3 separate regions of the Homo sapiens genome follow, and all the other regions are linked to region 2. The links are chromatin loops, found by intact Hi-C in ENCODE. Cell type or tissue: dorsolateral prefrontal cortex. All regions are shown on one strand. Region 1 overlaps LOC101928107 (a long non-coding RNA gene). Region 2 has its middle 19 kb from the start of LINC01690. Region 3 has its middle 7.9 kb from the start of OLIG1.

What was found. A loop is a pair of places that touch in the nucleus more often than their neighbours do. Peaks named below come from ENCODE experiments on the same cell type or tissue, not always from the same donor. Only the 100,000 strongest peaks of a DNase experiment are listed, where the experiment ranks them.
Region 1: it touches region 2 in a loop (2.8-fold over the local background); 1 of 110 quality-filtered maps calls a loop at or near these places.
Region 3: it touches region 2 in a loop (1.8-fold over the local background); 1 of 110 quality-filtered maps calls a loop at or near these places.

What each region holds. Positions count from the first base shown.
Region 1 is chr21:33,111,574-33,119,573 of GRCh38, forward strand. LOC101928107 (a long non-coding RNA gene) reads right to left here. Exons shown (of 3, transcript NR_109961.1): 2 at 2,813-3,050; 3 at 131-1,156. Among named protein-coding and RNA genes, the nearest start is that of OLIG1, 45 kb to the left of the region's middle. RefSeq lists an enhancer at 3,799-4,333. In dorsolateral prefrontal cortex, no CTCF peak of the experiment used is centred here; DNase peaks (open chromatin) are centred at 4,468, 5,308 and 5,998; H3K4me3 peaks cover 2,005 bases; H3K27ac peaks cover 6,425 bases; H3K27me3 peaks cover 1,792 bases.
Region 2 is chr21:32,973,709-32,981,708 of GRCh38, forward strand. No RefSeq gene overlaps it. Among named protein-coding and RNA genes, the nearest start is that of LINC01690, 19 kb to the left of the region's middle. In dorsolateral prefrontal cortex, CTCF peaks have their summits at 4,718 and 4,973; DNase peaks (open chromatin) are centred at 3,783, 4,813, 5,327, 6,358 and 2 weaker places; H3K4me3 peaks cover 1,133 bases; H3K27ac peaks cover 5,902 bases; H3K27me3 peaks cover 1,080 bases.
Region 3 is chr21:33,074,022-33,082,021 of GRCh38, forward strand. No RefSeq gene overlaps it. Among named protein-coding and RNA genes, the nearest start is that of OLIG1, 7.9 kb to the left of the region's middle. In dorsolateral prefrontal cortex, CTCF peaks have their summits at 4,978 and 5,177; DNase peaks (open chromatin) are centred at 5,090 and 6,539; H3K4me3 peaks cover 1,374 bases; H3K27ac peaks cover 7,673 bases; H3K27me3 peaks cover 1,561 bases.

The sequences.
Region 1 (8,000 bases), 140 kb after region 2:
AGCCATTCTTGTTACGGCTTTTGAATTGTGATGGCTTTTGCCTGCAATATCTGTATGTTTATGGCAAAATCATTATTTTGAGATGAACTATCTGGATAACTGTCGGAGAGAAACTGCAGGCTGCATTTCACCACTGATGCTCTGTTTTATGCATGTGTTGCATGTATTCCCACCAGTTGGTGGTAAACTTTTGCATTTTTCAAGCCTGTCAGAGGACCGACCCACTTTCTGTGCAGTGTCAGAAGCTCAAGAGAGAAGCCAGAAGAAAAAGACACAGTAGCCTGTAGCCTTCGGTGCACATCTGCAAAGAATGCATGCCTATTGCCACTATTGCATTCTGTCCGGGGCTCTATCATTCATCTTCTAAGCCAAACTTCTGCCAAGTCCTCTCATTTGTCCATCGAACATTTCCGTACCGGCTGTTTTTCCATCTTACCTCGCCAAAGTTGTTTATATTCTCCCTGAGTGACAGAGCAAACAAAAGCTGGGCAAAAGCAAACAAATAGGGTCTTCTGATAATTGAACCACTTTTGAATCTTTCATTGACAACATCTCCACACCGAAGAACACCTGCCATAGGTATCAAGCATAAATGCTTCTTCATCAATGGTTGCTTGCATCGAAAAGGGCTCAGAAAGATAGGACTCCTGACTGTTCCCTCAGAAAACGTTTGTGTTTCAGCTCATCTGGGATTGGAGAGCCCATTTCTTCCTGATGTGTGTCACTTGGAGGCCTCCAACCTGCAAACATCAGGATGGCTGCTTCCCTGCAAAATTAGGCAGCTGCAGGTTGACTTGAGTCTGTGTCTCCCGATCCAGAATGTGGGACGATGCAATTGAATAAGTGTGGGATGCTTTCTTCATAGCATAATGCTACACGATGACTTCCTACAGACACACACACTGAGAGAGACCAAGGGAGGATAAATTTGGGATAAAAATGCCACAATCTCATGGCCTCAACACCAAACTGGTGCTGATCCAATTCTTCCCGAAATGAAATGTGATGTTTCTGAATTCCTTCTGGCTGCCGCTGAAAGCCCCCACTTTTCCTGGTGACTGTGGGAGGCTGCGATGTGGTGGGGGTGGGGCACGGAGTACTGGGCGCTAAGCTCTCTCCTGGCTTCACATAAAGGAAGCAAAATCAAAATCCAAGCCTGAAAAAAAAGAAAAAAAGAAAACTAAATTTAATTGGCTAGGAAACAGGATTCCTGGGGCCTCTGCTTTCCCAGCTTCCAGAGAAGGATTTAGGCTGGGACACTTCCCCGCCCTCAGGACAAAAAGAAAAAAAAAAAGGATTAAATTCGGGTTGGGTCTGGCTAGTACAAATTGCATGCAGAGTATACAGTTGCTTTGCATATTGCATGTGCTTTCATGGAGAGGGAAAACGGGGGAAGAGGGAGGGCAGGGACACTAAAGAGGGGAAAAAACTAAAAACAACTTGCTGTTTTCATATGGTCGGATAGAACTGTTTTGTCTTTGTAACTGTGCAGAATGTCAATGGTAGGCACCGTGTCGTGACAAGATTTTTTTTTTTTAAGTTAAGCTAAGCTCACACCCGAGCTGTAGCCCCCCGAGGTACTGCAGCTTTAATTGTGTTCAGTATGATCTACAGAACAATATGTCTTGATAAATCTGAATGGCAACCCAGCGCACGGTTCCCCTTGGCATTGCTGCAAAGCCAGGCCTCGCTTTAGTGAACCCGTTCAGGAATGTGGGTTAATTCGCCGACCCTTTTTACCCCCACAGCTCTGTTTTTGTGAGGTTGGCAGAAACTGACACGTTTTCTTTTGCTTAATTAAGTTGTTCAGTAGAAGGCTGGTCAAACAGTTGCATCTACGTGGGGAGTCTGGAGATGCACAGAAAGCCGTGGGCGTTTCCAACATAAAAAGGGGGATTCTGTTATTGTTTGGGTGTAGACGGGTCATTTTTTCAAAGTTACTGCTGCCTGAGTGACCACAACCCTGTGCGCAGCCCTGAAAGGACATTAAAGCTGCTTAAATACAACTACCTTCGGTTTACTTTTTAAAAGAGAGAGAGAGAGAAAGAGGGAAAGAACAAGCAGGAGAGAAACGAAGCGGTCCCATTTATGTAGCATTTTATTTCTTTCCGGACTTTTTTTTTTTTTTTAAGGCAAAGAGTGGGCTCATTTGCATAAGAGATGCCCATACATTATGAATTACTGCTAGTATGATCAAACTCTCTTTCCAATCAGTAAAACAAAACTGGTACCATACCCATAGAAATTGCACTGGCCTTCTGAACAGAGGAGTGGGATCTAATCACCCTTATGCCAGACATTGGGGTTAGGAAAATGTCTAAAATCTCCATTGATGAAATTCCCGCTTTCGTTCCTTGGTGATATTATGACAACCACACACAGTATCAGTCTCATGGATTCTCAAAGGAACTGAGGGCCTGATTGGAGGCCTCCTCCATCACGTCTCTGTCCCTTTTTGAAGCCTCCTATATTTCTAATTCAAATCACCTTTATCATTGATATGCAGATCCCCCCGATTTTCTGTGGATATTTGGTCCCAGCAAGAGTTTTTCTCATTGCACGTACTGTGTGATATATTTAACCGGAGGCAGGTGGAGGCACTGGCACCTGGGCTTTGGGATCCTAGTGCTAACAATGAATGGCCTTGGTCTACTGTATGCCCTGAGTTGTTTCTATTGATGCCACTGTGCCTCAGTTTATCCATAACAGCAGATGCTCATTGTGGGTACTTAACAGGCACCTAATACATACATTTCTGAGTTTAAGCTGCCCCTTTCTCCCTTGGCAATAAAGCAATAATTAGAAAACTCACTGATTCCGCAGCACCTGGCACCGTCACTGTGCTGATAATCAACACCATGATTTTCAGCAGTTATGAAGCCCGGGTGCCCATTGGTGAAGCATCAGGCTTGCAGGGCTGCTCAAGGGATGTTTGTACATACTTGGTCTTGCAGAGAGCCATTATGCCTGTTTGGAAGCCAGGCACTCCAATTTTCCCCCAGGTCCCAGAACTGCAGCTTTTGGAAAGCCCAAAGATCAGCCTCTTCCTTCTAGAGAGAGAAAAGACTGCAGGGTCAAACATTTCAAGAGACTTCACCATGATTTTTCACTTCTCTTAATATACAAGAAACAGTAGGCAATTATTTGACTGATGTTAGTTGCATGAATGGCAAAATGATTCTCAGGCCAAAGAACAATCCATTTTGGAGTATAAATGACTTGGATCAGCAGTCTACACTGATATCAGCTGTTTGTTTGTTTTTTAAAGTCTCACTATGTCACCCAGGCTGGAGTGCAACGGCATGATCATGGCTCACTGCAGCCTCGATCTCCTGGACTCAAGCCATCCTCCCACCTCAGCCTCCTTAGTAGCTGGGACTACTACAGGCATTCACCACCACACCTGGCTAAAGTTTTTTACTTTTTATAGAGATGTGGTCTTGCTAAATGGTTGCCCAGGTTGGTCTTGACTCCTAGGCTCAATCGATCCTCCCACCTCGGCCTTCCAAAGTGCTGGGATTACAGGCCACCATGCCCAGCCCGGTTTTTCATTACAAGCAATACCTGCTTACTCCTCAGATTTTGCCAGAGTTGATTATAGATTTATACTCAAGACACCAAGCTCCTATATTTAGGTTGTGTATATTCAGGTTCCCAAAAATACACAAGAAGTTGCCCAGATTTCAAGGCGCTTCCAACCTCTAAGTAGAGAGGATGGGGAGATTTCGAAGACCTGTTTTGCACAACCATTCCCAGATGACTTATTACTCTGAAGAACCAACGCCTGGCTGCACAAAGAAATGCAAAATGCTTCCCCCGGTTCTGGTGGTCGATGTTTAAGGACCACACAGGACACCAGTCTGCAGTGTCCCTATCTTACTTCTCCCTCACTGATGGCTCGAGGAAGACCCCAGAATCTGGGTCCGGTCCACCGATCTTCACGGTCTTAGAGCCACGATACTTAGGTCACCTGCCTTACTTTCAAAAAGGCCAAACTCAAAACTACACACAAGTCTCACATACACTTTTAAATCGCAGCTGACGGGCTGGTCTTAGCACCTCTTAAAGAGAGAAGTTGTGGGAAGTGAGAGAAGGCCTAAGCAGATGGGAGCCGAGATGGCCGGGCGGCAAGTGGCTGCCGGAGTCGTGCCACCTGGCTGTCTTCCCACAGTCTGGAGGGGGTGTGTGTGGCTGGCAGTTCCATTCCTGCTTGAGGTGGCGGGCCCTCTCCCCCTTTCCAATTCCCTGACAGCCCGGGCAGATTTTCCTTTGGCTTTTGAAAATCCAGGACATATTATTCCTCAAAGTCGCCAAGTTCCAGCTGCTAGAGAGAGCCAGCCTTTCGCTCTGTTGCCCCACCATCGAGCCTACATCTTTACACCCAGGGAAACAGAAGGCCTTCCTCCATGCGGGCAAGCCCACAAGAGTTCGGATGCTGCCGCTCGGGTCCTGCAGACAGAGGGGAGGATTCACAAGGGCTGGCCAGGAGCCATCCCACTAGCCCTGGCACTTGCAGCTCCACATGGAGCTCTGCGGCTCTTCAGGACAAAGAGGAGTGTTTTTATCAGCCCAACGTTCTGCTGACAAATGCATAATAAACTGACAGAAAGCGACCAAGCAGCATTTCAAAACCCCCAGTTACAGGGGAGGCCAAGCCTGAGTGGAGATGGTCACTTTCTGCAGGTGTTCGGCCAGTGTCCCTGCATTTGCATGCATTTGCATATACTGTCAAACAGTTGGCTGACAGAAAGTCTGAGGAGGTCTGGACACAGCCCAAACCTGTCAGTGGCTTTCTCCTTGCCAGTCAAGGTTGGCTGTGGCTGCAATTAAGGCAGGAAACGAATACTTCTGACATTGCAATATACCCAGCCACAGCTGGGCGAAGTTAAATGGAAAAGTGTGCTTTATTTAGAAAGACAAGATGCATGCTGGAAAAAAAAAGATGGGGAAGGCCAAGAGTGGTAAATGCTCAGAAAGTGACACTCTACACTCATTCTGCAAAAGGAAACAAATATTTTTCAGTCCTTCCAGGTTGCTGTGCTGTGGTGTTATTTGTTGTTGTTGTTTTGTTGTTGTTTGGGGTGAGTGAGCAGATTTCCCCACTGAGTGAGGCCAATTCAGCATGTGAGAGGAGCTTGCCAGACACTACACCTTTTATCTTCAGAGTATCATCTCAGGAAGCAGGGAGGAAGCTCATCCCCAAACCGCATTTCCGTGACACACGTGCTACCCCATAAGGCTCCACTGTTCTGTTCAGTGTTGGCAAATAGGTAGCCATGGCTTGGAGGGGGTGAGAAAATTGGAGGGGGCCGAGCACAAGCGTCACGTTGTCCCCCCACCACCCCGCACAAGGGTTACAGCTCATATTAGCATATGGATTGCCATGGGAAAGAAACAAAATCAGAGCCTTCACTACTGTAAGAGTGAATGGCCTCAAGAGATGGAGGGGGCGGGGAAGGAAGAAAGCCAAAGAGAAAGGTTGTTGTTGTTCTTGCTGTTTTTAAGAACACATGAGATTTATATTTTTGGAGGCCTGTGTCCTTCTGAGATGTTGTTTTACAGATTCTTTAAGCGAGACCTAACAATTTATTAAATACTTCATCTCTAAACAGTGGTGGGCACTAGAGTTTCATGAGCAGCAAACAATAGATTCTGTTTATTCGCCAACAATACAGACACTGTTTAGCTCCGGACTGCAAGTGGCTGAGCCATCTGGCTCATATCTCCACAGTAAAACATTGTCCGTGACACAAAAAATGACTACATCCCCAGGACAAACTAGTGTGACCTCTAAATAAAGCCTTCCTCTGAAGCTATGATATCACACTGCACAGGGGACACCAGCACAATTGAATCTGGTCACCAAAAGCCCAAGTGAGATAGGACTATGTAAATGGAATTTTATAGGAGACTTTTTGTCCTCCGTGGCAAACCATCCAGATCCGTCCACAGCACTGAAACATCTTTTTCATTCACCCCTGGGACAACAGTGTGGTTCTATTTGGCGATTGGCAGTCCTCTTTCTCCCGCGCCCTACCCAGGAAGCACACGTCCGTGTTCCCGAGGCAGCACCTGCAGCCTTTGCTTCCAACAACTTTTCACTGATGGGGGCCCCACCTGCACCAGCCTTTTTGCTGATATTTCAGAAACAAGCGGCCCTTTCTCCTCCCTGCCAGGGAGAAGGCCCAAGTTTGCCAGCTTCTTCACAAATAGCCAAACAAGTCACTCTCAGCCTTGCGCCACCTGAATGCCCGCTTCACGAGGCAAACAAGTATACACACACACACACAGACATACACACACAGACACACACACACACTCCAGCACCCTGTCCAAGAAAGGGGCCATTTCAATGGAAGAAGTGTCATTCTCCGGAAAAGACCCAATTCAGTCTCCACGACCAAGGCATTTGTGTGGCTGTTTGGTGGGAAAATTTCATTACAGAAATTGAGACATGATGAAGAACAGACCAAAAAGCTGGCTCGGCTTAAGCCTTCCACCTGTTCCAATTCCTGTTTGTTTTGTTTTTCAGAGCGAGAAACCCTAACCCACCCCTATGCATAAAACATTTTGCACACAGGATGCTTTATAAAATACGATCCCTCAGTGATTTCCCCGTGCAAGCAGGTATTGGACCATTTTGCGGCCAGAGCCACCTGAGATATGACACACGCAGCACCTTGTTGGAGATGGACAGGGGAGGGTGAATTCCTACGTGAACTTTGCCAGCCCTGTCATCTCACACAAACTACTTAACTGCTCAGCACCCATCCTCAGGTGTAAAAAAGGGATAACATTTCCTTCTTCACAGAAACTAAATTTGGAAAATAGATGAGAAATGCTTATCATAATGCCTTATATATAGTGAGGGTTTAATAAATGGAAGCTTTTACCATAATGATAACAGATAATGGTAACATTGTTTCTATGACTCCTGGAATTTCAGTGGGAAAACAGCTTCCAGAATACCAGTCACTCATTTAAATAAAAATTGACCCTTGATAATAGTAACATTTATTGGCCGGGTACAGTGGCTTATGCCTGTAATCCCAGCACTTAGGGAGGCCGAGGCGGGTGGAACACTTGAGGTCAAGAGTTCGAGACCAGCCTGGTCAACATGGTGAAACCCTGTCTCTACTAAAAATACAAAAATTAGCCAGGTTTGGTGGCAGATGCCTATAATCCCAGCTACTCAGGAGACTGAGGCAGGAGAATCGCTTGAACCCAGGAGGCGGAGGTTGCAGTGAGCAGACATTGAGCCACTGTACTCCAGCCTGGGTGACAGAGTAAGTCTCTGTCTCAAAAAAAAAAAAAAAAAGTAACATTTTTATCATTATTACCATTTAGCATTCACCCTTGCCAAATTATTTGGCAAAGTTGGATCAGAAACTGCACTGCTAGTGGGCTTATCCTCTTCCTATTTCTGAGGTAGAGCTTTCTTCATGAGGCATGAAAATGGCCAAAATTGTCTATTGTTATTTCTGTAGCAGTCATAGTCATTTGTTTTTAAAAAATGAGAATGCACAGTTGCTGTATCTTAAGTATAAAGTCATAGGGATGGCTTGATATCTTAAAATGATTTCTTTCCTTTTGCTTCAGTTCCAATTAATCCCAAGATTTTAATTGCTTGCAAATAATTTAGGAGTAATCTTTGCACTTACACTGGTGGGTTTCTAGAAATGAAGCTGTTTGGTTGAAATTATGAAAGCTGATTTTTTCCAGTTAGTTGAGAGAACACAAACTGGACCCAGAGCCTAGGAAACAACTCTTTATAAAATTGTCACAAATGCCAGCTGGGCATGGTGGCTCACACCTGTAATCCCAGCACTTTGGGAGACCAAGGCAGGCAGATCACTTGAGGTCAGGAGTCCGAGACCAGCCTGGCCAACATGGTGAAACCCCATCTCTACTAAAAATACAAAAATTAGCCGGACGTGGTGATGTGTGCCTATAATCTAAGCTACTCGGGAGGCTGAGGCAGGAGACTCGCTTGTACCCAG
Region 2 (8,000 bases):
TCACCACCACCCACAAAGAAGAGAAGAAAAAGAGCCAGAAAATGCACCCAGAGCCATCAGAAAAGTAAGGGAGGGATATTTTTATTTAGTACCAAACCCGAAGAGAGGGCAGCAGGTGCGGTGGCTCATACCTGTAATCTCAGCACTTTGAGAGGCTGAAGAGGGTGGATTGCTTGAGCCCATGGGGTTCAAGATGAGCCTGGGCAACAAAGTGAGACTCTGTTTCTCTAAAAAATAAAAATAAAAAATTAGCCAGGCATGCTGGTGTATGCCTGTAGTCCCAGCTCCTCAGGAGGCTGGGAGGTGGGAGAATCACTTGAGCCCGGGAAGTCAAGGCTGCAGTAAGCCATAGTCTCGCCACTGCACTCCCACCTGGGTAACAGAGTGAGACTCTGTCTCAAAAAACAAAGCAAAACAAAAACCACCCGGAAGCAGGTATCCTTTGAGTTCCTGTGACTGAACCAGTTCATTGCTGACTTGTTTGTGGCTGTGAGTCGCCTCAGTCTTGCTTGCTGCTGGACTGTGCCATTGATGGTGACCCCCATGGGGGCAGGCTGGGGTCAGGCTGGAGTCCTTCAGCCCTTCTGGGGAGCTGCTGCTTTCTAGCCAAACCAGGGGGTTAGTGGAAGGGTGGAAAGGTCAAGTAACTAAGAAGGGTGAACTAGAGAAAGACGTGGCAATTTGCCAGAGTGGTCCCTTCATTTAGAGTAAGGAATTGTGTGAGTGAGGGGCCTGCAGGCTGGTAAACAGCTTGTCCATCTCCAGAGAGGACCCACCAGTGTCAATGGCCGATTGAGAACAGGGCACCTCGCTGATAGTCACAGAGACGACCAAGACTGGAATTTCAAGTGGAATTTCTCCAAACCATGTTGGAACACTCATGAATCTGACTTGCACATCAGGCTGGGAAGTCATCTAGCCCCAAAGCTATGTCCTTGGGGAAGGGGAAGGCTGAAGGCTGAAAGAGAGAAACTTCCCACTCATCACCATATCCCCAATATCCAGTCTCTTCCTATCTCCCTCTCCAGCAAAATCAGCTGCTCCTTCCCCTAGCCTTGAAGAGCACCCTGTACATACTTCTCTGGCGCACTCAGCCCATTGTATACTAACGTGTTTCCATGCTATCTTCCCAGCTGGGGCATGAGTTCATCAGTGTATTCCAGCACATCTGGGTTCACATTCCAACTCCTGTCTCCTAATAGCTATGTGACTTGAACAAGCCACTTCTCTGAGACCTTTGTTTCCTTGTCCATCATGTGCTAATAAAAGAGTCTACCTGATTGGATAGCTGGGTGGATCATATGAGCTTCTACAAAATGCTCAGGTTTATCCTCATCATCCACTGGGCAATTTCTAGCCCAGAGCACAGCACCCTAATAGATATGCTCGGTAAAGGACATTCCAGCTAACGAATGGTTCTCGGGCACTGTGGGTAAGCATGGGGTTATGGCTGGACAGTGTCACTGGGCACTTGGTAGATTAGGAATTTCTTTTCTGGACCTTGGAAAGCACCACTGAAACCATTTTGGTTATAGCAGGTTATTTCTGTCGGTACTGACACTTCATCCCGAATCTCCTTCCTGCATCACCCCAAAGCAGGACATGGAAGTATAAACCTTCTTCACATAAGCCAGCTAACCTTGGGATTTTATGTAGTGCAGCTCATCTGTTCTCTTTTTCCCTTTATTTTTTATTTTTTAGATGGAGTCTCACTCTGTTACCCAAGCTAGAGTGCAGTGGCGCTATCTCAGCTCACTGCAACCTCTGCCTCCCGGGTTCAAGCAATTCTCCTGCCTCAGCCTTCCGAGTAGGTGGGACTACAGGCACCTGTCACCATGCCCAGTTAATTTTTGTATTTTTAGTAGAGACGGTGTTTCACCATGTTGACCAGGCTGGTCTTGAACTCCTGAACTCAAGCAATCTGCCTGCCTCGGCCTCCCAAGGTGCTGGGATTACAGGCGTGGGCCACCGCACCTGGCCCTGTTCTCTTTTTTTCTCGACGCATATTTATTGAGTCTCATGTTGTGCTGGGCATTCTGACTGCTGCTATGGGTGCTTATGTGGGAACACAATCCAGTCCATGTTCTGTAGCCCTGGGACCCCAGTAAGGTCTGTGCAGTGTGGAAGGTTAGGAAGACCCTAATAAGGCCCAGGGATTTCTCCCTGGAGAGCATCAGGGAAGGCTCCACGGGGGACAGGCACTGTCAAGGTGATCAGCACCCAGACCTGCAGACATTGATATTGACCACATGAGCCACGTGGGCAGAGGCAGCTTGATTGTGACAAGAATAAAACTTAAACTTAAGGATGCTCATTTGCACACCATCTTCCAAGGCTTGGGAAGGGCCCCACCAACAGTTCACATGGTCATATGTTTTTGTAAAATTTGTATCTGTTAGATGTTTTAACCCCAATGCAGTAAGATGCTGTCTCAGTGCTTTGCAGCCTGACTTCCTTCCTCTCTCTCCTACTTCCCTGTGTCTGTGGGTGCTGGAGTGGCCGAGAGCATGTTTGGGATGTGGCTAAGTGGAACTGGATCGGGAGGCCGGTTTGGGTGAGTGGGATGTATTTGCGTGCTTTTCTGTCGCTTATCCATGGTTGAATTATTGCTGGTCATTCGGGCATAGAAACAGCTTCCAGGAGTACACCTGTTACCCACTGAATGGAGTTCCTAGAATGGTGACAGGGGGTTGCAGGGTCAGAAATCACATCCTTTGGTGTCCAGCATCAGAAACAGGTGGGTGGTGCAGGATAAACAACGTTTAAAATGTGTAAGGTGAGAAGCCAGTCTGTGGAAAAGTATTGCAGAGGTGTGTCCAGATGCTAATTAAAGAAACATTTGCATGCACACACACACACACATACACACACACACACACACACACACACAGTATTTCTGGATTCTGTGATGTTTGATATTTTTCGGCTTTTAACTTTTGTAGTTTGTTGTGATTTCATTTCTCATTTTAAGTGAATATTTTTGTTTATGCCTAATTTTCTATTCATACTTTGACAATCTTTTTCTTAAATGTAGAAGCTGGACTTGCCCAGTTTATGACTATCACTCATCCCAAAGTGCTGTCTTGTAGACACATTCCTGGGCTCCTGGGACCCTGGCTCTGACACCACCAGAGTCCCTCTTCCCAGGAGGCAGCAGCTGCTCCATTCCTTGCAGGTGCTGGAGTCCAAGAGCACCAAGGGGTACCTGGAGGCCGGGGCCTGTCCAGTGGCCTTCCTTCCTGGCCACATGGCTGCCTTTGGCCACCAGCTGCCTGTGTGCAGTCTCTCTCCCGAGAATCTGTGTGGCCATTCATCACAGGCCTCCTCTTGGAAAGGCAAAGAAGGTTGCATTATACTAGGTAAAGCTTATCATTTGCATCTGCCAAGATCCATGCATTTCCCCTCCCTCCCTGCCCCGCAGCCCCCAGCAACTTCCCTCCTCCCTTCTTTTTCCCTCTCTTGTGGGTTTTCAATAGTGTGTGCTTTCTTCTTTTTCCCCTTCTTTCTGGTCAAGACAGGGTTGTCTCTCTGGGTGGAAAAAGGCAGTGTGTTCGTGGAGTGCAGCTGCATTTCAAAGGTACTTTGTTGGCGAGTTATGAATTTGCCTTTGCTACTGTGGGGAAACAGGCAGATTCTTTGCCTCCCGCCCTCCCCAAATTGAAATTGATGTTATTTCTCTGCCAGTGGTACCCAAGGAAATGTTTTGTTCCATTTCCTCCCCTTTCAGGCTGAGCCCTATTTATGTTGGGAGCTGGGGCCCTGCCACTGAGAATCATTGTCATTACCACCAGCGTCTGAGGCTGGCCAAATTCAGCAGCTGTGGTTTCATGCCTACCCTCACCAAGGTTTATTCCCTTGACAACATGTTCTTGTTTGGACCAACTTTCTTAGCCTTTCTCTCGTTGTTCCCCCCACAACCCTACCCCCGCCCTTCCTGAAATCACCCTTACAGTTGCATGGAGCTTAAAATTACAAAGGAAAAAGTGCAGGTGCGTGTGCATGCGCGCGTCTGTGTGCATATGTGTGTGCGTGTGTGCATGTGTGTGAGCATACATGAATGTGTATGTGTGTGCATGTGTGTGCATATGGGTGTGTGCGTGTGTGTGCATGTGTGCGTGTGTGTGAGAGAGTGTATGTGTGTGTATGGGTGTGTGCATGTGTGTGCGTGTGTGTGTGTGTGTGTGTGTGTGTGTGTGTGTGTGTTGGAGGCAATGAGCAGGGGATTGGAGCTGGAAAGGAGATAAAGACCCTGGGAGTTAGAATAAGGATACAGGGAGGCCAGCGAATGGGGTGAAGGGTGGGAAGTTTCCCCATAAGTAACGGGATCAAATTAATTATTATTTTGGTGGCCGCCTCTCTTCTCCACCCCAAGCCAGGCAAGACTCACCCTCGGCCCTGCCCGCCCCAGCATTTCAAATGGAATACCTAGGTGGCCCAGGGGGACCCCTGACCCCTATATCCTGTTTCTTTCTGCCTGCTTTGCTACTTTTCTCCTTGATAAAAGGAGAGAGTGAGAGATAATTAACAAAAAACATGGCCCCAGGACAATGAAACAACTGGCCTTGGCCGGCCAGAAATGTATCCTGGTTTTCTAGGTGAACTTTCTCCCATCAATCTTTCCTTTAACCTCTCTGTTAGTGGAAGCAATAGGAACACCCCTCCCCTCCCCTGAGCAAATGCTTTCTTTTGACTGGAAACAAAACAGGGGCTCGGCGAAGGCTGAGGTGAAATCTGGGTGGCATGGGCGCCGCACAATGGGGCCGCTGTTCCCCGGCCCGGGCTTGTGTTTTACAACAGGGGAGGGGCGGGCGTGAATGGTCTGATGATTGGAACAATCCCCCCGATTCAGGCCTACAAACGCATCTTCTGTTCCACACCGAGGGGACAGAAAGGAGAAAAGTGACAAAGAACGCGGGGCGGGGGGAATTAAAACAAAATGCGCTCGACTAAAAAATCTCTCATATCCTGCATATTCCAGAAAGCGGCTCTATGGAGAGAGCCTTCAGGAGGCCTCAGCCATATCTGAATGGCTTTCTCTGGCCTCTGATTTATTGATGAAGCTGAAGCGACTTGCTGGAGAAAGGCCTGGAGCCTTCTTTGTCTCCGAGATGAAGTACAATAGGCCACAGGGCGGAGATCTCTTGTGATGCTCTCGGGTCCTGCCTTTCTCTTGCCCTCTCCTCCCTGCAAATACCAGCAGCGGTGACAAACGATTGGTGGTGTGCCTGGGAGAGCCGGTGACAAGACTGGGCCACTTGAGGTCTCCTTAAGAGGGTATTATGGCCAGGGCGACGTTTGTGCTGTGAAGATGGCACACTCCATTTTGTCAATGGCTCTCATCGGCCCAGATAATCGCCCCCTGCCTGCCTGTCAGGGGCGCAGCCGGCCGATTCATGGCGCCCTCGGAGAAAGTACCCTTTCCGTGGCGACCAAGATAGAGACATTGTGTTCACCTCCTTGAGCAGAGGGGAAGGTGACCACCAGGGCAGCCTGCCTTGTAAATTACCCTGAAAACAAAAACATACAGCGCCTCCTCGGCTTGGGACCCCCACCGATAAATTATGGCCAGGCTGTGGAGCAGAGCCCAGGAGAGACTGGTTGCTGGAGAGTTCCTCCCCCAAACCCCACGAGCGATCAAGAGGCCTCTGGGTCCGGAAAAGGGCTGCCGGGGTAGCTGGCATCCTGAGTAGATGGGAGCCTAGAGCATCCCAGAGGGTCTCCGCTGTGTTTTCAGGCAGAGTCCAGAGCCAGACCCTCTTGCCTCACAAATTTGCCAGGAGATTTCACCCAGGTCCTCTGTGGCTTCATACCCACCTCTTCCTGCACTTTTCTGTCTGCCAGCCTCCAGCCTTAGACACCATCAGAGAGAAAAAAGAAAAGAAGAGAAATGAAAAGGATGGAGGGAGGGAGGGAAGGGGAGATAGAGAAAGAAGGGAAGAAGGAGGGAGGAAGAAGAGAGGGAGCCAGGGGAAGAAAATAAGTTAAAAAAGAAAGAGGAAGAGAGGAAGAAAGAATGGAGGAGAGAGAAAGGGAAGGAAGGAAGGAGAGAGAAAGAGAGAGAGAAAGAAAAAGGAAGGAAGGAAAAAGAAGAAAGAATGAGAAAGAAAAGAGAGAAAGGAGAGAAAGAGGGAAGGAAGGAAAGAAAGAGAGAAGGAAAGAGGAAGGAAGGAAGGAAAAGGAAGGAGGAAAGGAGGCAAGAAAGGAAAGAAGGAAGAAAACCGCCATGATTCATAGCTAAGAAGGAGGGAGGGGTGAGGGTGATTTTACTAAAAAATGAGTTTCCCATTCTTAATTTAAAGTCTGCAGAAGCTCACTTTATGTATAACATATATAATACCACCTCACTGCTGCTGGCTCCCAGCCAGGAAGGACATCTCCTTATACATGTCAGGCACCTTGTAACTTGGCATATCAAGTTATTTACCAAAATTAATGTTCCAAGAAATAAATATCTTTCCCACTCCTTTAAAGCCATAAGTTTTCAAAAATATCCATCATACTTCCTCAAATGCATCGCACACATCCTCAATTCTAAACAGAAGATACCAAATTGAATTGCACTTTTTTTAATTGACTCAGGCTCAAATAAAATAGAATGTGCAAAAGTGCTCTGTAAACCCTAAAGCACAATGCACCCGCGGGCTATTCTTCTTCCTCTCAATGACTTGCCCTCCCGCCTCGCGACCCTGAGGATGATGGTCTGGGAGGTTTGGTGCCTGCTTTTATAGCTTTTCTGTGTCCTTCAGCTGTCACTTTAGCTTGTGGGGGCACCTTGCCTTCATTCTACTCTGCTGTTTCTATTGGCTTGTGAAGGCTGTTAACAAGGTGTAACAAGAATAAGTGTCAAAACTCTGGCTTTGTGATCCTGGGCAAATTATTTAATTTCTGTGTGCCTGTAAATGGAAATGGAAATAATACTTACTCCAGGATATTATTGAGAAGGTTAAATGAAATAATACACATCAAGCACCCAATGGGGATTGCAGTGTAGTAAATATACAATAAATATGAGTTATTATTAAGATGATAACTTAGTATCATTAGGAACAAAATATTTTTCCTGTGACAGGCATGAATTTCAACCATTGTATTTGGTACAATAGGAAGATCTTTAATTTTTGTTTGCTTCTTTCCAGTTTCTTGGCTTGATCCTATATCATAAGGTGGCTAGATAGTGTGCTTCCGGAAACTGAAGTGTCATGGTATTATGAAGCCAGTTGAGAAGGGAGCAGAGATTTCACCAAGAAATAAGTTCTGAGCCTAGCCCATGCAGAGACTGGACTAACTTTATCGGTTGAGAAGATTTTCTGAAGTGCACAAACCCCAGATCTGTAGCCCTCGTGTGGTCCATCTCCCCTCATCCTCATGTCTGCAGTTCACTGAGAAGAATCACAATGACGACACAATAGCTGTCACTCTTGAAACACCTACCACGCAACAGGCTTGATGCGCAGAGCTTTATTTACATGATGTTTTTTGTAGCCTCACCAGTGAGTTTCTTTCTGAAGGTCCATAAGCTGCTGGAGGCTTATTCATTTTCCCATAAGGGGCTGACTCCCAGGGAGGTAAAGGATGTGCCTGGACTCACCCAGCTGGCTAAAAGGGTCCCTGTTGCTTAACTCCCAATTCGGTGCTTTTGCTACTGCCCTGTGTCACATTCTTCTTGGTCCAGCCTCCTGGATTCACTGTGAGTCTCACCAGAGGCACATCGTTTCTGCGTCTTGGCAAAGGAAAGGCCAGCAGACATGGGGAAGGCCCAGGGTCAGACCCGCCTCTGTTGGAGCACCCCAAGGATAATCCTTAGATGAGGAGAGGACAGGGGACCAAGCAACTCTCACGCTTCCCCAAGTTACAGTTTATTTTTCCATTGGCTGCATAATTATGTTTTATTGATAATACATGATTGGTGTCAATGAATCTCCACTTCTAGAAAGAACCACTGTTGAAACTTCATCCTGTATATTTTTATCAAAATACACACACATATGAGTGAGATCATA
Region 3 (8,000 bases), 100 kb after region 2:
ATGTGTGTTCTAGAGCATGGAGCTGCTTTTAGAAATGTTCAGTGCTATGTCACGCCAGCAAAGGAGCTAGCTGAATTGTCCACCATACTTGATTTTAGCTGGAGTGGGCTTTGTTCAGAAGGAACAAGTGTAAGCTAGCCTTTGAAGGGTTTGGGACAGCTGGGAGGGTCTTAGTAAGGTTCCTCAAGAAAGGCACTCTAAGAGCTCAGAAGCAAGATGAGAAGGAACCCACGGCTCACTGCCAAAAAAGTTCCCTGCATCCAGCCAACCACCAAAGTGAGGTCCTGGCAATTAGAGTAAACTGAACCTAATGGGAAAATACACAAGGCCCTGAGAAATTATATTGTTATATATATTGGAGTCCAGGTGAGCAATCAGTAGACAGAGGGCAGAATCAATACACGATGGGATTTGCCTAGCCCGCAGTGATGGTCTACTTACAGATGTTCTCCTCTAAGGGAAACTGATGACACTAGACATAAAAATTTAACTTTGTGAAATATACAGCTTAGAGGGTAAGTGGCTGCTTCGAGGAAGAGGCTCCTCTCCAATCATGGAAAATGTTTCCACTTACTGAAGTTTAGAAGATGAACGACAATGCTTCCATCTTGCACTCCACTTTAAGGTGTTTGGTCTTTCCTGAATGCTTAGGTACGCAGGTGAGGCTGGGTACAAGAGAGCCTCAGCCTGCTAACTAGACCCCCTGGAGCCTCCTGTTGTGTTTAGGAAGCCAGCCAGGAAAAAAAGGGGCTTTTCTTTTCTGCCATAGAAGGATACCTGATGAACTTGCCAAGAGCAAGGTGATGGTTGGGAAGAGTCATTCAATTGACACTTTTGCTCCCTGGGTATGCAGTGCATTGACTAGGAAAGTATATTTCCCTCAGAAGGTATTTTCCTGCTTCTTCACTGCCTCTTTTCTCTTCTGCACACACAATAAATATTCAATAAGAAGATTACCACATTCACTGAAGTAGGCTCACAAAGCAATGGGGTGAAAAATGCCATGTTTTTCAAAAACATGAATTCACTTTTCTCCAGCAGATTTTTAGGTGTGGGGAAAGACGTTAGAAATACTGTTTCCAAGTAAGATCCAGTTAACGTGCAAAACTGGAGTAGCAAGATATTCCTCAAAACCTGCACACAAACTAGTCTCGTTATTTATGGAGACATCGGAAAATCATTCTTAAGGCAGTTCCCATTCTGTCATTTTTAACTAAGCCCAGCGTAAAAGCTGACATGCCTGAAAAGAAACCAAACCACATTCTTTCTGCTCACACGGGATTAGGAGCTCTCCGCAAACTCTCCCCCTTCCCTCCTGCTGCTGTTGACAGGCCAGGCTCTGAGCTCAGGACAAGGAGCTGAATATTCCAAGTCCTTAAACACTACAGGCTGCATGACGCTTTTGTGTGTGTGGGGGGGTGGGGGTGGGGGGGGAATGCCTTGATTGAAAGCAAAAAGAATGCATTCTACGTCCATGCTAAGCCTTCTGCGGTGACCACCGAGGACAGAGCACGCAAGTAGGCCACTACCTGGGACAAAGGCCGCAGGTACCAAATCATATCTGAGTCTCATGAATGCTGGCAGGCAAAGGCAGTTGCAAATCATCCATTCTCTCTTCTCCCTACTGAATAAGGCAACCGAGGCCCAGGATGGTCGGGAACCACAGTCAAAGCCACACAGGTGGTCAGAGGCAGTAATGCCAGGGACTAGCGCCTGCTTTGGGGAAGCACGGGCTGCTTCCTTGGTCTGTCCTGGTGAGACAAGGAATGGGAATCCCAACAGGAGGTCCCCACCCAGAGCTGAGCATGTTCTTCTGCCCTCCCCTGGAAAATCTCGGTCCTCTGGTCTCTTCCAGCCTCTCTGCTCAGCCTGTAGGCTGGCCCTGCTGGTGGCATCCAGGAGAGATAGGCTCAGGACAAATCCCTTGCTGGCTGACCTGACTGCAGTTGAGTCACCTGAACTTTCTCGGCAGCCTCGCCCCCTAGCCCCAAGAGAGGCCCAGACTGGTGACAGGGAGTGGCAGAGGCAAGGCCACCTCTGTGAGAGATCCTCTGACGGTTGCAGGTTTGTCATTCGAGTTTCTGAAAGTGAGCAAGCAGACGGCTGACAGACAAGGGCAGCAGGGTGCAAGGAGAAAACGGCTTCTGAAGGCACAGCTTCAGAGACTTTCTCCTCCTGGCTGCCTCACAGTGTTTTCATGTGGAAACTAGACATTCTGACCCTGCTGGAACCTGTGTCAACGTCGTCGGCATCTTTTTGTTGAGTGTTTTTCATGGACACGAGTGATTCCCCAACAGGCCCCTCTGCAGTGGTGGCCTGAAATAGAGGACAGACGCCCCTGACAGGCCCTGTACCTGGAGCACCAGTCCAAGGCAAGCCATGGGGCCCAGGAAACAGGCTCCCAGCACTGGGATTCAATAAGGGCTGTTGTGTCCCAGAAGCTTCTAAGTGATGTGGGTAGCTCCTTAGAGAATGCCAAAGTCATAGGACCTGGAGACTTCAAAATCACAAGAGCAGATGAGAAGACTTGTCTGTGAGGTTAAAAAGAAAGAAAAAAGAAAAGCCAACTCACCTGGGGGCAGGCAGGTGGGAAGGAGAAGCTACTCTGCAGAAATGGCAGAGCATTACTACCAGAAATAAAAATAACAATGGTGCTGATAAGAGCTCATTGTGTTATCGGGCACCAAGCAGGGTTGTAAGCATTTTACATGCATGCTTTCATTTTGTAGGCACCAGCGTTATCCCCATTTTACAGATGAGAAAACAGAAACATGAAGATACAGAGACAGAAGAAGCTGAAGCCAGTTCAGGGAAGTTGTAGCAGCCAGACACAGAAAGAAATGAGGCTCTGTCTAGAAGAAAGAGAGCCCCCAAGGGTTGTCCTCTCTGTCATTGCTGTAATGTGGAGAGGGGTCATTTTCCTTCCTCCCCTTAGCTCTTGGGGCAAGGCTGGGAAACCCCACCTGTACCCCAGTGCCCGCCCCATGCCTGGCTGTGGCTGCTTCTATTAATTGCATGTCTAACCAATGCATGATCCAGGCGTCAACGTCTCGCCACTCCCTGTCTCCTCTTTCTTGAGCCTGAGACCATGGGGTCATTCTTTTAGGTCATTTCACTTTTAGCTTTCTTTTTTTTTCAGTTTCACTTTTTCATTTTTATCTGATTTTTATTTCCAAAATGTTCAGACCTGGCGGAGACTGATCTAAGAATGTGAGTAGTGAGATGTCAGGGATTGCGGATGGGGCAGAAGGGAGGCTTCACGCAGCCCGCACCCTTCAACACATACATGCTCCTCGTCCTGGTCACCACTGAGTGTTACAGGCAAGAAAATAAAAACCCTAAACTCCTCAGACAGTGATCATTAGGTGTCATTCTGTTCAAATCTTAAAAAATAGTTTGAGCAGATGAAGAATCAGTAAAGAAAGCTTGGAGGTGATTTGATAACATTTTATCTACCCAGAGGACCAATCAAAGAGAGTATTTGTATTGTGGTGATGGTGGTGATGGTGGTGGTGGTGGTGGTGGTGGTCGTGGTGCTGGTTTTGTTCCATTTGCTTGCTTCCGGTGGCTTCACTCACATGCTTCCTCTGCAGTCCTGGTTCCCCACAGCCATGGGCAGAAGGTACAGCCTATATATGAGTCTCTATCAGTGCACAGGTGTCCAGTGTAGGAAAAAATAAAATGGAACATTACAGCACCCCGTTTAATAGACAACTTTTGAATTCACTTATGACCATGGTCTCCATGGTTCTAGGGGCTGTGAGGGCATCAGAGATGCCTTTTGTATTTTATATTCACACAGACTCACAGTAACTCAGATGGAGGGCTGTAGGCTTTGAACCATGAACTGCCCCAGCGAGGCTGTTGGGGAAGGCGTGCAGGGCTGGCTGCTGTAACAGACCTGGCCACAGGAGATGGGAGAGATGGATGCTCAACCTTCCCCCTCCCATCCTCCGCTCATAAGAACCCTACTGTGTCCAAACACAATCAGGCACCAATCTCCTCTCCCATCCTCCTGTCTTCCCTCCTCCTGGTCATCTCTTCCCTTTAAGATCCTGGCTGTGTGTTGCCCGATTTGGTCGTGCCTCCAGTTGGTCACTCCACTCCATGGCTCATGTAGGCTCATGTGTGACCTCAGTAGGCTACTTGAGCTCTGGTGCCTCAGTCTCCTCCTCTGTAAGGTCAGGGTAATAACAGGACCCACCTCCTTGGGGGTTAAATGAGGCAGTGGGATAAACCGTTAAGCATAGTGCCTATTGTACCTGCCAATGCTTTTCTTGTTGCCACTGATAGAATTTTTTCCATTGTCTGGAAATTATTTCCATGGTGATGTGTACTGTGACAGCTGCTTTCAAAGGCACTAGTGTGAGGCCAGGCGCGGTGGCTCATGCCTGTAATCCCAGCACTTTGGGAGTCTGAGATGGGAGGATGGCTTCAGCCCAGGAGTTCAAGACCAGCTTGGGCAACATGGCAAAACCCCGTTTCTACAAAAAATACAAAAACTTAGTGGCATGGTGTGTTGTGGTGTGCTTGTAGTTCCAGCCACTGGGGAGGCTGAGTTGGGAGAATCACCTGAGTCCAGGAAGCTGAGGCTGCAGTGAACTGTGATCACACCACTGTACTCTGGCCTGGGCAACAGAGTAAGACTCTGTCTCAAAAGAAAAAAAAAAAAGCACCAGTGTATGCTCCGTCATTCCCATCTTCTCTTGCAATCTATTAAGAGGGTCCATGACAGCATCAGATGGTACCAAGTAAGAATGCATTTGGAATGAGCAAAGCTGCCTTCTAAACTCCTCAGCTCCTTCCAGCTCTATCTGGACCCCCACAGTATTTTTTGAGGGGCTTCTATGAGGGATCCCCATGCCAGGGTCCATTCTTCCACGCTTGGGGTCAGAGCCCTGCTAGGGCCCCCTGCTGTGGTCTGTCCCGCACCCACATGGAAGCCAAAATGCCTCTCAGAGGGAGCTGGGGGGCAGCACCAGAACCTTCCTTGTCCTCACGCTTGACTAGCAGACAATGGGTTCTTCAGAAGCCACAGCATTTCAGCTGTTTTGGCCCCAGAGGCCACAAGCTGACTGCATGTCATTCTCCACCAGCAGAGCGTCACCTCGGGGTAGCTCCAAACAGTATCAACCGGTTTGTGGTGAGTGGATAAACACCAGGCTGGGTGAATGAAGTCACAGGCTGAGTCATCCTCTGCACATGGGGGCTGAATGGGGCTCAGTCAGGCCCAGAGGAGCCTCCCCGGCAAGGTGCTGGGGGCCAGGCTCTCCCTGCCAGTGAGGCTGGGGTCCGTCCCCAATAGTCATTCCTTTGGCCAACAAACACTTATTGAGCGCCCACCTACTAGGTGTTGGCACGAGTGAGTGGTTAATAAGTGAGCGATTATTTCTCAAAATAGATTTTGTGGTCATCTAAATTCAGAGCATGTTACCCAAAGCAGGTTTCAGCCTGTGTTTCCTACACAGAAACACTTGTTAAAATAAAAAAGGAAAGAAAAGAAAAGGGAAGGGAAGGGAAGGGAAAGGAAGGGAAGGGAAGGGAGAACCAAGATTTTATTAATGTTAAGGTTTTAAATAGTAACTATATTTTGGTTCAGACTCATTAATTAATTTGCCATTTCAAACTGGTTGACAGGACAGAGTCAGAAAAATATTCTGATTAAGTTAATTAAGTTTGTCTCCCAAAGTAAAATACAATAGTTAGATTAGAACTGCTTTTTGCTACCTGGGTCTTAAGGAGAAAGTGGGCCTTGAGAAGCAAATAGGGCCAGGATGAGGTAAGTGAGGCACTTCCTTTGGGCACAAAATTGAAGGGGGCACCAAAAAACTCAGCTATCATGATAAAGAGTATTTTAATACAATTTTTTTGTAAAGGCTGAGCACAGTGGCTCACGCCTGTAATCCCAGCATTTTGGGAGGCCAAGGCGGGTGGATCACCTGAGGTCAGGAGTTCAAGACCAGCCTGGCCAACATGGTGAAATCCCATCTCTATTAAAAATACAAAAATTAGCCGGGCATGGTGGCAGGCACCTGTAGTCCCAGATACTCAGGAGGCTGAGGCACGAGAATCTCTTGAACCTGGGAGGCGGAGGTATGCAGTGAGCTGAGATGGTGCCACTGCACTCCAGTCTGGAGTGAGACTCAGTCTCAATTTAAAATATATATATTTTTTATTAAAATATATATATATTTTAATAAAATATATATATATTTTAATAAAAAATATATATATACATACACACATAAACATATATACACACACGTATATACACACGCATATGTGTGTATATATATAAAATCAAAATTGATGCAGAAATTCATGATGAACAAAATATAAAATGTTTAAATACAGACAGGAGCAGTGCTACCAATTTTTCTCAGATTCCAACAGCAAACGCCCTGCTCTCCTCCCCCTAGTTTCCCACAGCTGCCCCACTGTCCCTGCACACCCTTGGCCAGATGGGGGAAAAGCTGATATTAGCTCACAGAAATGACAGCCAGGCACTGGGCGAATTCAAATCTCCACAGACATTGCCTCTGCTGGCTGATTCCAGGACAGTGTGACAGGGTGTCACAGGGGTGGCGCTGTGTCCTGGTGGAGAGCCCTGGCATCAGGAGGTCTCTGCCTTCAAATCCCTGTCCCACCCTTCCTAGCTTCCTTACCTTGTGCTTTAGCTCTTTAAGCCTTGACATCTTCATCTGTAAAATGGGGGTGATAATGTGTTGATCTCATGGGATTCAATGAGGCACACAAGGGCTCAGCAGAGCTCCTGGAACCATTATCATTGTAGACATGTCCACGGGCAAATCTCATCCCCTCCACTCTGGGTGGGAGCTGCATTTCCTCTGTTGAGGGAATGACTCCTATTCCATTCAGCTGTTACTGGGGAGACCTGTGGGGCAGCTCCTCGTGAGGAATGCAGGATTTGTGATACCACATATGTGAGTTTGTTTTGTTTTGCTTTAAGCAAACCTCTAGAAATAGTCCTAGTAGTAGCAGTAGCAATAATAGCGCTTAGCACTTTTGCTGAGCATTTTCTCAGGATGCTAGTTAGTGCCAGGCCTGTGCTAAGGCCTGTGTTGAGCCCAACAAGAGAGACAGCAGGTGGTGAGGCTGGAGTGAGCTGTTGTCCTGGGGCCCATCCCATCCAGCAAACTTCTGGCCTCAATGTCTGAAGCCTGGGGTGTGAGCTAACATCAGCTTTTCCCCCATCTGGGCGAGGGTGGGCAGGTGTGTGTGGGGTGGGGGCAAGCACCCCCCTCGACCAGGCCTAGGTCTTCAGCCCTGGCTCTGTGCTTCCCAACCCCCCCATTCCCCCCTCACCAGGTGGCAGCATATCACCCCGGGCTGGGAAGCCTGTTGACTCCTGGGGCCACTGAATCACAGCACCCTTGAAAATCAAACATAGTGAGCCATGGAACATGGCCCCATGTCACCTGAATTGGAAAAATAAAGGGGTTTTGTTTTCCAAGCAATGGCTGATGCTCACAACAAACTGCTGCCCCTCACACCAAAATCTTAAATCTTGTCTTGGGAGATGGTTCACCAAGACAAGGAACAGACAGCTTATCTTTAATGCTGCTGTTGTCTGAAAGACTCCGGAGTGTGTTCAGTGTTACACTCAGATTTTAAAATCAATCCATTCATTTGAAAAATGCTTGCCATGGGCCTTGTAAAAAGGCACAATGGGCATGAGTGAACGCGGGGACCCTTGATAACCCTAAACAGCCTCTTCAGCTGGAATAACTCCATCCCCTTCCCCGAAAAACTTGGATTTTGTTTGCTTTTAAAATTAGGCCAGGCACAGTGGCTCATGCCTGTAATCCCAGCACTTTGGGAGGCCAAGGCGGGTGAATCACTTGAGGTCAGGAGTTCAAGAACAGCCTGACCAACATGGTGAAACCTTGTCTCTACTAAAAATACAAAAATTAGCCGGGTGTGGTGGTGTGCACCTGTGATCCCAGCTACTTGGGAGGCTGAGGCAGGAGAATCGCTTG